Linked DNA regions of Homo sapiens: region 2 is linked to region 1. Evidence: chromatin loops called from intact Hi-C (ENCODE). Cell type or tissue: Caco-2. All regions are shown on one strand. Each heading gives the region's core, and the rest is flanking DNA. Links, peaks and the distances in the headings are about the cores only.

Evidence for each region. A loop is a pair of places that touch in the nucleus more often than their neighbours do. Peaks named below come from ENCODE experiments on the same cell type or tissue, not always from the same donor. Only the 100,000 strongest peaks of a DNase experiment are listed, where the experiment ranks them.
Region 2: a loop joins it to region 1, with 2.0 times the contacts of the local background. A loop is called at or near these places in 1 of 110 quality-filtered maps.

The regions. Positions count from the first base shown.
Region 1 is chr4:146,093,693-146,098,095 of GRCh38, reverse strand. No RefSeq gene overlaps it. Among named protein-coding and RNA genes, the nearest start is that of LINC01095, 26 kb to the left of the region's middle. In Caco-2, for the core only: CTCF peaks have their summits at 2,541 and 2,748; no DNase peak of the experiment used is centred there.
Region 2 is chr4:146,190,084-146,194,486 of GRCh38, reverse strand. LSM6 (LSM6 homolog, U6 small nuclear RNA and mRNA degradation associated) reads right to left here. Exons shown (of 4, transcript NM_007080.3): 4 at 2,952-4,403. Among named protein-coding and RNA genes, the nearest start is that of LSM6, 17 kb to the right of the region's middle. In Caco-2, for the core only: no CTCF peak of the experiment used is centred there; a DNase peak (open chromatin) is centred at 2,186.

The sequences.
Region 1 (4,403 bases), core at 260-4,259:
TTTTATTATTTTTGTCCTAAATGTATGACCTTAACTGGTTGCCATGCATTTCATTTCTTCTTGCCTTAAATATTTTAAAAGTTTCAAAGCACAAGTATTACTCATAGAGGGCATAACAAAAAATGCTTGGCTTTAGTTCTGTGTTATTTAATTATAACTGTGTGTCACTCAAGGGATTATTTTTCTTATCTTGATTTCTTTCTGCTTTGGCTCTAGTCTTTGTCTTCCTTGGAATATTTTAATCCCTGGCATTCGGCCAGAGTTTCTGTTGCTGGAGGGTGGACTGCACAGCAGTAGGACCTCTGGGCCTCTCTCGACATTAGGGTACCAAGTCTTTTAAAAGTCCCAGAGTTGGTGTTTTTGCACAGTCATGAAGCAAAGGCTGAGGAAAATTTAAAAATTGAGAGTCATGTTTCTTTCATCTGTTACTACTGCACAGAGTATTAGAATAGGTCATTTTTTAATGATAAGAACTAACATATATTCTATATTCCATCACATATGACCAGTAATAGTTTAAGGGCTTTATGTGAATTACCACCACAACTCACGGGAGAGATCCTATTAGTTCCTCATCTCACAGAGAAGACAGCTGAGGGGGTAATTTATCAGTTACTCAGTTCATCTAACCCTTTGGAGGCAGGGAGGGCCCAGCTATAAGGGGCCATCAGGGGGGCATATAGATACAGAAGGTGAGTTGTGGAGGCGGGAAGGCCTCACTCATCTCCACATTCACTCATTTCATTGTTCAAGAGTTGCTTTTCCACTCTGCCGGGGTGAGTGTGGGGTGGCAAATCTGCCGCTCTCCAGCTAGGTGACCTGTTGTCAGCTTTAAATGACTGCACTAAAGAAAAGTTAAAATTACCAACATCATATTTCTCATGATGGCCTTTCCCCCTAAATTCAAACATGCTCGCTGGGTTCAAGACTCAGCCCCTTCAGGGTTTTCCCAAAGGATATACTCACATTAAGCCTATCATGTGTTGGGAATCACGTGTGTAGATCTGACTGGCCCCAGGAGGGGTCCCTTTCTACCCTCTCACCAGCATTTCATTCTCTCTGTCTAGCACCTTCCCGAAGCACCCCCAGCTCCCACCCCCAATCCCTTGTCACCATGGGGAGGCACTGGGATGTGTGGTCCACTTCTTTCTCAGGGTGTAGCCTAATTTTTTGTAAGTGTCTCATGGGCTTAGCAAAACCCTCCTCAGATGGGATTCTCATACCAGCTGCAACAGAAATAACATTTTCTCTGTATCATTATACTCAGGAACTGACTTTTTAACTGAATTATCACCTGAACCTTGACTTTAGAGGCAATACCTAAGAATTATACACATTTGCCCTTAGTTAATTTTAAGAAGATGCCTGAAATAGGAATCCTATAACTCAAACTTAAAGTCTAATAATCTAAAGATAATGAAAAATCATTAATGAAGTATCAGTGACTCAGTTGAGGTCAACTTTGTAGAGACTGAAGATTACAACACTAAAACCAGTGGGGATTCCAAGGTCCAGATTACTGAAATGTTATACCTTTGAACGCCAAGTATCCTGAGTTACCACACAATAAGACAGACGTTCCTCTCTACACACCACAGACATCTCTTACTATTTAAGGCTCCAACTTACAAGGAAAGAATCAGTAGTTAATTTCCTGAAGCCAAGGAATAATTTCCTTTTAAGTTCCTTTATATTTCCTCTTCATTTCTTAACCTTGTAAATCTCTTATCTCCATTTCTTCTTTATTCCAAGGCTGTTAGAGTGTTTCCTTTTCCCACCATTTCTATACTATTATATTATATATCCCACCATTTCTAATGCTAGAGCCATAGCAGCTGACTTCCTTTATCTCCATCTAAGTCCCCATCAAAAGCCATTCATCTACAGGTCAAGTGCAATCTGTTCCTTCGTGATGTTATGGCTTGGTAGGAATCTAGCTATAGCTCTGTGTAGTACAATAAATGGATCGCAGCACAGCCATCCAGTCATTCTTGCTCTCTGCTGGCTGGTTTAAAAATTGACAAGGCTGTACTGATTGAGGAGATTGAAGGCAATGAACTGAATCAACTAGTTTTACTGCACTATAATGTGAGTCAAATGTCTGAATGTGGCCTGCACCTTCTCTTCTTTTTTTATAACCTTCCTTAACATCTGTATATAAAACCAACTTCTTTCTTTGCTTCATGCCTCTCTCCTCACTATTTCCAAAAAAAAGTTCTACCAAATCCCAAACACAATTTTTTATATAATAGTGTGGATCCCTTAAAACATGCCCTTTAGAAAGTGAAAATACTAATCCAAAATAAGACTTGAAAACATATAATTTCAACTTAGTCTTGTTTTTGTGAACTAGACAGTAAAACATCAGGTATGCTATCAGAACCTCAGATATAAATAAAGATATCAAGCTATAGTATTTTAATGCTCTATTTTTGCAGTATTTAGCTCACAATTTCATTTTACCGATGCTAGCCTTAACTTTGAAAAGATGACCTCGGACCACAGTTTCTCTGTCACCATTTAGTGATCCCAGTCAGCTACTGAATCTTAGCTTGGTTTGTGTTCAGTTATCTTCCCGTAAGTCTACTATTCCTCCTGGTCATTTGTTCTCAAGGTCTCTCATACTTGCCACACCAGCTGTTTGTGGGTTAAAAACCCTGGTGAACATAGGCACACTATTTTTGGCTCACATAACTACCTATGCTTGTGCAAAATGTTCATATGAAAATAACCCAATTTTAGAATAGTGTTTAAAATCACCTTTAACAAGCAACCAAGCTTAATTGCTCTACAGCGCCATCTAGTGACACTGAATTTGCATCCCAATCCATCATAAACCCATTGGAGACTGTTTCCTGAAGTTTTTTGGGCCCTAAATGGACAGATCTTCTACATTCTCACAAGTTCCCATTATGCTTAATAAATAGAGTATATCTGACTATAGTCAATGGAAGCAGATTTTTTTCTACTACCAAAGGGTACAATACCTTTTCTTATTTCAAAAATGTATTAAAATTCTTCATTCTTGCTGATCTTTTTCTCTCAAGTTGGATAAATTTCTGCCAGAAATCTAAGAAATTTCTTGGTTTTCATGTCAGATCATATGTATCACTTATGAGTACTAACTGTGTACCAGGTGCTGACTTAAGCACTTTAACATCTATTAACTGAATTGATTTTCACAATGGCCTATCAAAATTGTTGCTCTTAGTACACACATTTTGCATTTGTGCAACAAGGGACAAAGATGCCTCAAGTTACACTGCTAGTAAATACTCTCTGGATAAGTATTCCTTTTACTTTATTAATTCCCCTTTGCAAATCTTATTTCTGGGTAATAAAAAAGGCTGTTCCTAAGTTTTTTAGTAATTCATGAAATCAAACACTATTGGCCTAAAAAGTTAAATGCATCTTGTCTCTCTGAGGTCATGTTGGAGAGAATTAGAGCTCTCTATAGCCATGATGGAGGCTATCATGAGAGATATTTTGTAACTTTGAATGAAGGTCATCTCCAGCCTCGAAGAGTTAGCCACCTGCAGCTGTAGGTGTACCCAAAATTGTAATACACAGCTGAAGACAAAAGGAAACTTTCAAGATTCACCAAAGCAGTAAGGTTTATAATGTGAGGGAGACAGGCCATGAAAGTGATTTTAAAAATCTAAGAAAATTAAAATCATGTTGATTGTATAATACCCTGCCCAAACAGCAATAAGTTGGTTGTAGCAGAACTTGGAAAACAGGACAAGAATTTATGTTTATCCAGAACTACCCAAGGGTTATGGGTCTAGAACCCATAGACGTTTTCCTTAAACAAAGAAGTATGCTCTGTTTTTGGACAAGGAGATTCATTACATTTTCCCTGGCTTGAATGATATGTTTTTCAAGACTGTCTACCTTTCTTTGAATGAATGTCATGCTGACTTAGCAACTGTGCCAGTTACCAATTTCTTGCCTCTCAACTTCAAATCCATCCCTTATTACCTACTCTGTGAGGATGGAGCTGGACCCTGTAAATATTTCTCCTTTGGTATCTGGCATGATGCTCTGTTTGTCAGTGGAGGGTGCAAGAAAGACAGAAGAGGAGGAAGGGGTATATCTTTCTGATTCTGGTCTGTTCTCTTCTCTAGGTTCCTTCTACGTGTGGGGCTTCTCCACTGCCAGGTTCCTGCAGCAAGTAGCAGTCACCAGCACCCAGTGGCCAGCAGCTTCCTCCACCACCTCCTGCTTGACACTGGAGTAAATTCCAAAACATGGCACCACCCTGTGAATAGCTTCCTTGACACCCAAGAAGGTGGGTTTCCAGCAAGTTCTACTGGTGAGGCATTTCAGTGGCTTGTCAGCCATCCTTGAGCCACAGCTGCACTCTCTGCAATAAGATCTGTTTCTTGCTGAGGGCTTTTATC
Region 2 (4,403 bases), core at 278-4,277, 96 kb before region 1:
TGAGATTAACATTTAAATAAGTAGACCTATTTAAAGTAAATAAAACAGACTACCCCCCATAATGTGGGTGGGCCTCATCCAATCAGTTGAAGGCATTAATAGGAAAACACTGACTTCCTTGGAGGAAAAGGGAGTTCTTCCAGCAGCCAGCCTTCAGACTTGAGTGGCAATTCTTCCCTGGGTCTCCAGGCTGCCAGCCTACCCTGCAGATTTTGGGCTTGCCTCCACAATTGTGGGAGCCAAGTCCTTAAAATCTCTCTATACATCCTATTGGTTCTGTTTCTCTGGAGGAACCATGACTAGTACACATCATGTGGTAGGTTACTACCACTGTTCACCAGTATTTCTGGTTGTCTCTCCTGGGTCCATGAAAGGATTATACTTTTCTGAAAACTTAAAGTAAGCCCTGACCGTGTAACTTGCTTTGCCTAATAATGGGGTAGAAGTGACACTAGCTTTAAGCAAAAGGTTTTAGGAGCCAGGGAGTGATCCTTTCTGCCCTTCCCCTGCCACAGCAGATGCTGATTCCTCAGGTTGAGATGGTGGAAACATAAGGTGCTACCTCCCTCGGCCTGGGCCCCCAGGTGACTGCAATCAGTGGAGTCCCACCTATGGGCCCCTGTGCACATGGAGCATAAGTAAGATCATTAGTTGTTTCAAACCACTGAGATTTGGGGTTTGTGACTAACACACTACTGTGGGCGGGGTATAAGGAGCCCTGTATCCCAGCAACATCCACTCTACCGTACATATTACACATTTTTAATTTTTTCATTTTTCCAAGTTCAATAAAACGTCTATTTGATATAAACACTGAATAGTGACTTGAAATACCGTATGCACATGATGGTAATAAAATTGCCTAAGATTGTTACGTAAACTTTTCATAAACTAACCTCTCCTTTAATCCAAATTATTGGTATATTGCCAAACTCACCAACATCCATCCCATTATAAAACTTGGAATAAATTAAGCCCATGTGAATTTGGACATTTGTGTAACCTAGGCATTGAAAACTAGCCTATCCCAAGTGTTTCAGTGTTTTATATTTCATGAAATTCCTGGAATATGCCTCTGCCTTTCTATCTGCTATAACTCCCAAATTACTATGAAGAAAATCCTTCAGTGCTGCAGATGAGTCAAAATGGGTCTTCAAATAAAAAAAAATCCAACATGACTGTTCAGTTAAACCACACAAAAGCTGGCTTTTCTAGGAGAAGGAAAAAAACAAAGATGGGAGGCTGAACTACCTGGGCCTGTGGGTAAACAGGGCATAGTTACGTTCAGATTTCAGAATTATCCACTCCTGAGTTTATTTGGAATTTCAAGATACGAACATACAGTTGAGATGCTCAAATCCATCTAAAATGTTCAGGTTTTTAAAAGAATTCTTACAATTTTGGCCCAATTTTTTAAAAAAAGGATGGAGGGTACCACTTTCCCCCATAAATACCCAAACCTACAAACTCAGTATGGAAGGTGCAATGTCATATTTCCTTTTTTATCTACCCCCCTAAGGTATAGCACAGTGCCTGCCTACAGCTGTCATCCAATAAATGCCAAACTGATTTCTGCCACCACATTCTGAAATCCCCACTCCCTGGCCACCTCCCGCATCTTTTAAAGGAGGGACTAACAGGTATCAGAGAGGGCTCTCTCCACTGTCCTGTCGTACATGACACATACCACTCTCACCGTCCACTCTTGCATTTTCACCCCCACTCTGGCTAATTGGACTTCAACAGTGAATCTAAGTTAGTCGGTCAACAACAGAGACACAGCTGTACTGCTGTGTACTGGTGGTACAACAGACAGCAGCGACTGGAATTAAGATAGTTGCTGGATATTCAGACCCCAGAGGTCAGGACTAACCCTGCCACTCTTAGGTGGCATCTACCTCCACAATGGTCAGGGGCAAGCTTAGCGAAGACAGGCAGAGACACTCCACTGAGCACACGGCCTCCTGAAACCAGGTCGGTGGGGAGAAAAACTGAAGGTTGTCTTCCTTTCACCAACAATTTCTTTTTGTGGAGAAAAAAAAATTATAGTTAATGCAGTTGGGCTGTGGGGAACAGCAAGGCCACAGCATGGGCTGGGATTTACCTCTGAATCTAAGAGCTAGCCAGTACTCTGGAGGATCATCTGCTCGGAGGACAAAGGTCAGTGCAATCATAGGCGTGTCTGCCCCCAGTAAGGGAACATTCTGGATCTTTGGCCTGGAATGCTGTACTGAGGTCACCCAAGAGTCAGTGATTATCAAAGACAATTTTACCCCCTAGAGGTTGCTTCTATTGTTACAGATTATTATAGCCTCCGGGGCGGTAAGCCTTACACAGCAAGTCCAATGCTGCTGCACTTTTAGACCTTAAGGAAATCCCGTAAGCATTTGTTACTATTATTAATTAAGCATAATTAAGCGCTCCTAGCATGCATTCCATATTGCCTTGAGCAGAAAGCTTCAGATGTAAACCATCTTTCAATAACATTCCCTTCCTGAATGCTGAGATGAGAACATGAAAATCATACCACATGTCTGCCATCTGTATTTGTACTTGTCAACAGCTCTGTTTTGGGATAAACAGTTTTGAAATAAGAATCAATTCGACTTGTTGGAAGATTAGCCAAGGAATAGCTCAAAGACCAAAACAGAAAATGAAGTCAGATAGTCTGAAAATCGAGCACAATTTTGTTTCTCGCTAAACATTCTGTTTTGTCACAGCCCAAGAGAAAGAGTGTGGCAGACAGGGTTTGGGGGCACACAGACAGGGAAAATGTATGTTCTCAAGTAAAAAATTCTTCAACCTGGAACAAATGTCTTCGCTACAATGCAACTAGAAATCATTCACTGACCTCTAGGAGACTACAGTTAAGAACAAAGCAATTTAAGCATTTACACTTTGTTTCATGGTTCTACTATGTGAAGGTATACACAGGGGACAACTTGAGCGGGTTCAAGTGCATAATACAGTCCTTTATTACCATAAAAATGGCAGCACTTCCCAAAGTTGATCTTGATTAAAAGTAGTTCCATGGTTGAAAACAGTACTCCACTGTAGAGCTATTAAACTAGAGAGATGGCAAGGGGAAAATAAAGACTTATATATCAAAGGCGAGGTCAGGGAAGAAGTTAGAAAAAACAGGACGCTACAGATTAGTGGGAGACTACAATGGAATTGCTTTTAGAGGTGGCTGATATAAGTGAATGAAGGGACACAATAACCTGCAGCCCCACATATTCTACAAAACAAATGAGAACATGTATGCTCCACTTGGAGAGCCATCCATTTTCTCCTTAAAAGAACTCATTTATAAAAGAGCAAATTGGTGATTTGTACTTACATACTGGACCTTTTCCAAGCCCCTGTCAAGAAGTGATAAATTATTGAAGCATAGCATAAAGTGTTTTATTTTCAGTGTGCACACGGTAAAACCCTGTGAAATGCTTCTGTTCACCTTTCCCAAGTTATTAATTAAAAAATAATTGTTTCCAATTACTCTCTGATCTTTAAAATAAACCAAGACAAAACACTACATACACCTCTCCAGAATCAGCACTGCCCCTTCCCTCTCTCCTTCTCGATCCTGCCCCCCATCCTTCAACCAAGCAGTTGTTTCGAATCACACCATCGGCTCCTGAAATAGGAATGCTATTTAGATTGGGAAGGGAGGGAAGAGGAAGTCCAATACAACATTCACACAATTGTCTGGTATTCATTCAACCACAGTGCCCAGATATATTTGTTGTTCCTAGAGACAGCGTAAAACTGTTTGGAGAATAAAGCAGGGTTGTGGAAAGCTCATTAATAAATTGTGAAAATCCTCTCAGCAGGAGTCACATAACCAGAGGAGCTGCCTTGTGCCAAGCAACATAAAGCCTGGTGCTCTGCTCCTGGACAATGTCAAAGGCAAATACAGCTGATTTTTGAGAAAGGCCTCCCTACAGCCACTTGCTAGACCAGAGTTAGGAAAAATTCTTTCCCAATCTCAGCTCGGCAATTAGAACCTGAATTATGTTTACAAACTCTAGGCTTTGCTTTAATCTGACTGTGAGAGATGTACAGGAATGGCCCCTCCCCTACTGTGTTCATAAACTGAGAGAATAACGTTGATGCCAATGCTCCTGAAAGGGAGCAGGGAAACCTAAAAAGTCTAATTGCATAAGGAGATGCAGGGGGACCACTGACAGGAGGGCTTTCTCCTCACTGAAATCTTGTTCATCTTTAGGATTTCTCCAGCACCTCAGTTCGAATTCCCACTCCTTATGTGCAAGTGGCACTCTTGGCTTTCCAATTCTGTTTTTTATTTAGGTGACTCAATCAGTGGCTGAACTTCTGATCCTGTGGCCCCTTTTTGTAGCTTCAGACTGAAACTGGATGCCTTTGTAGAACATATTCACGCAAGG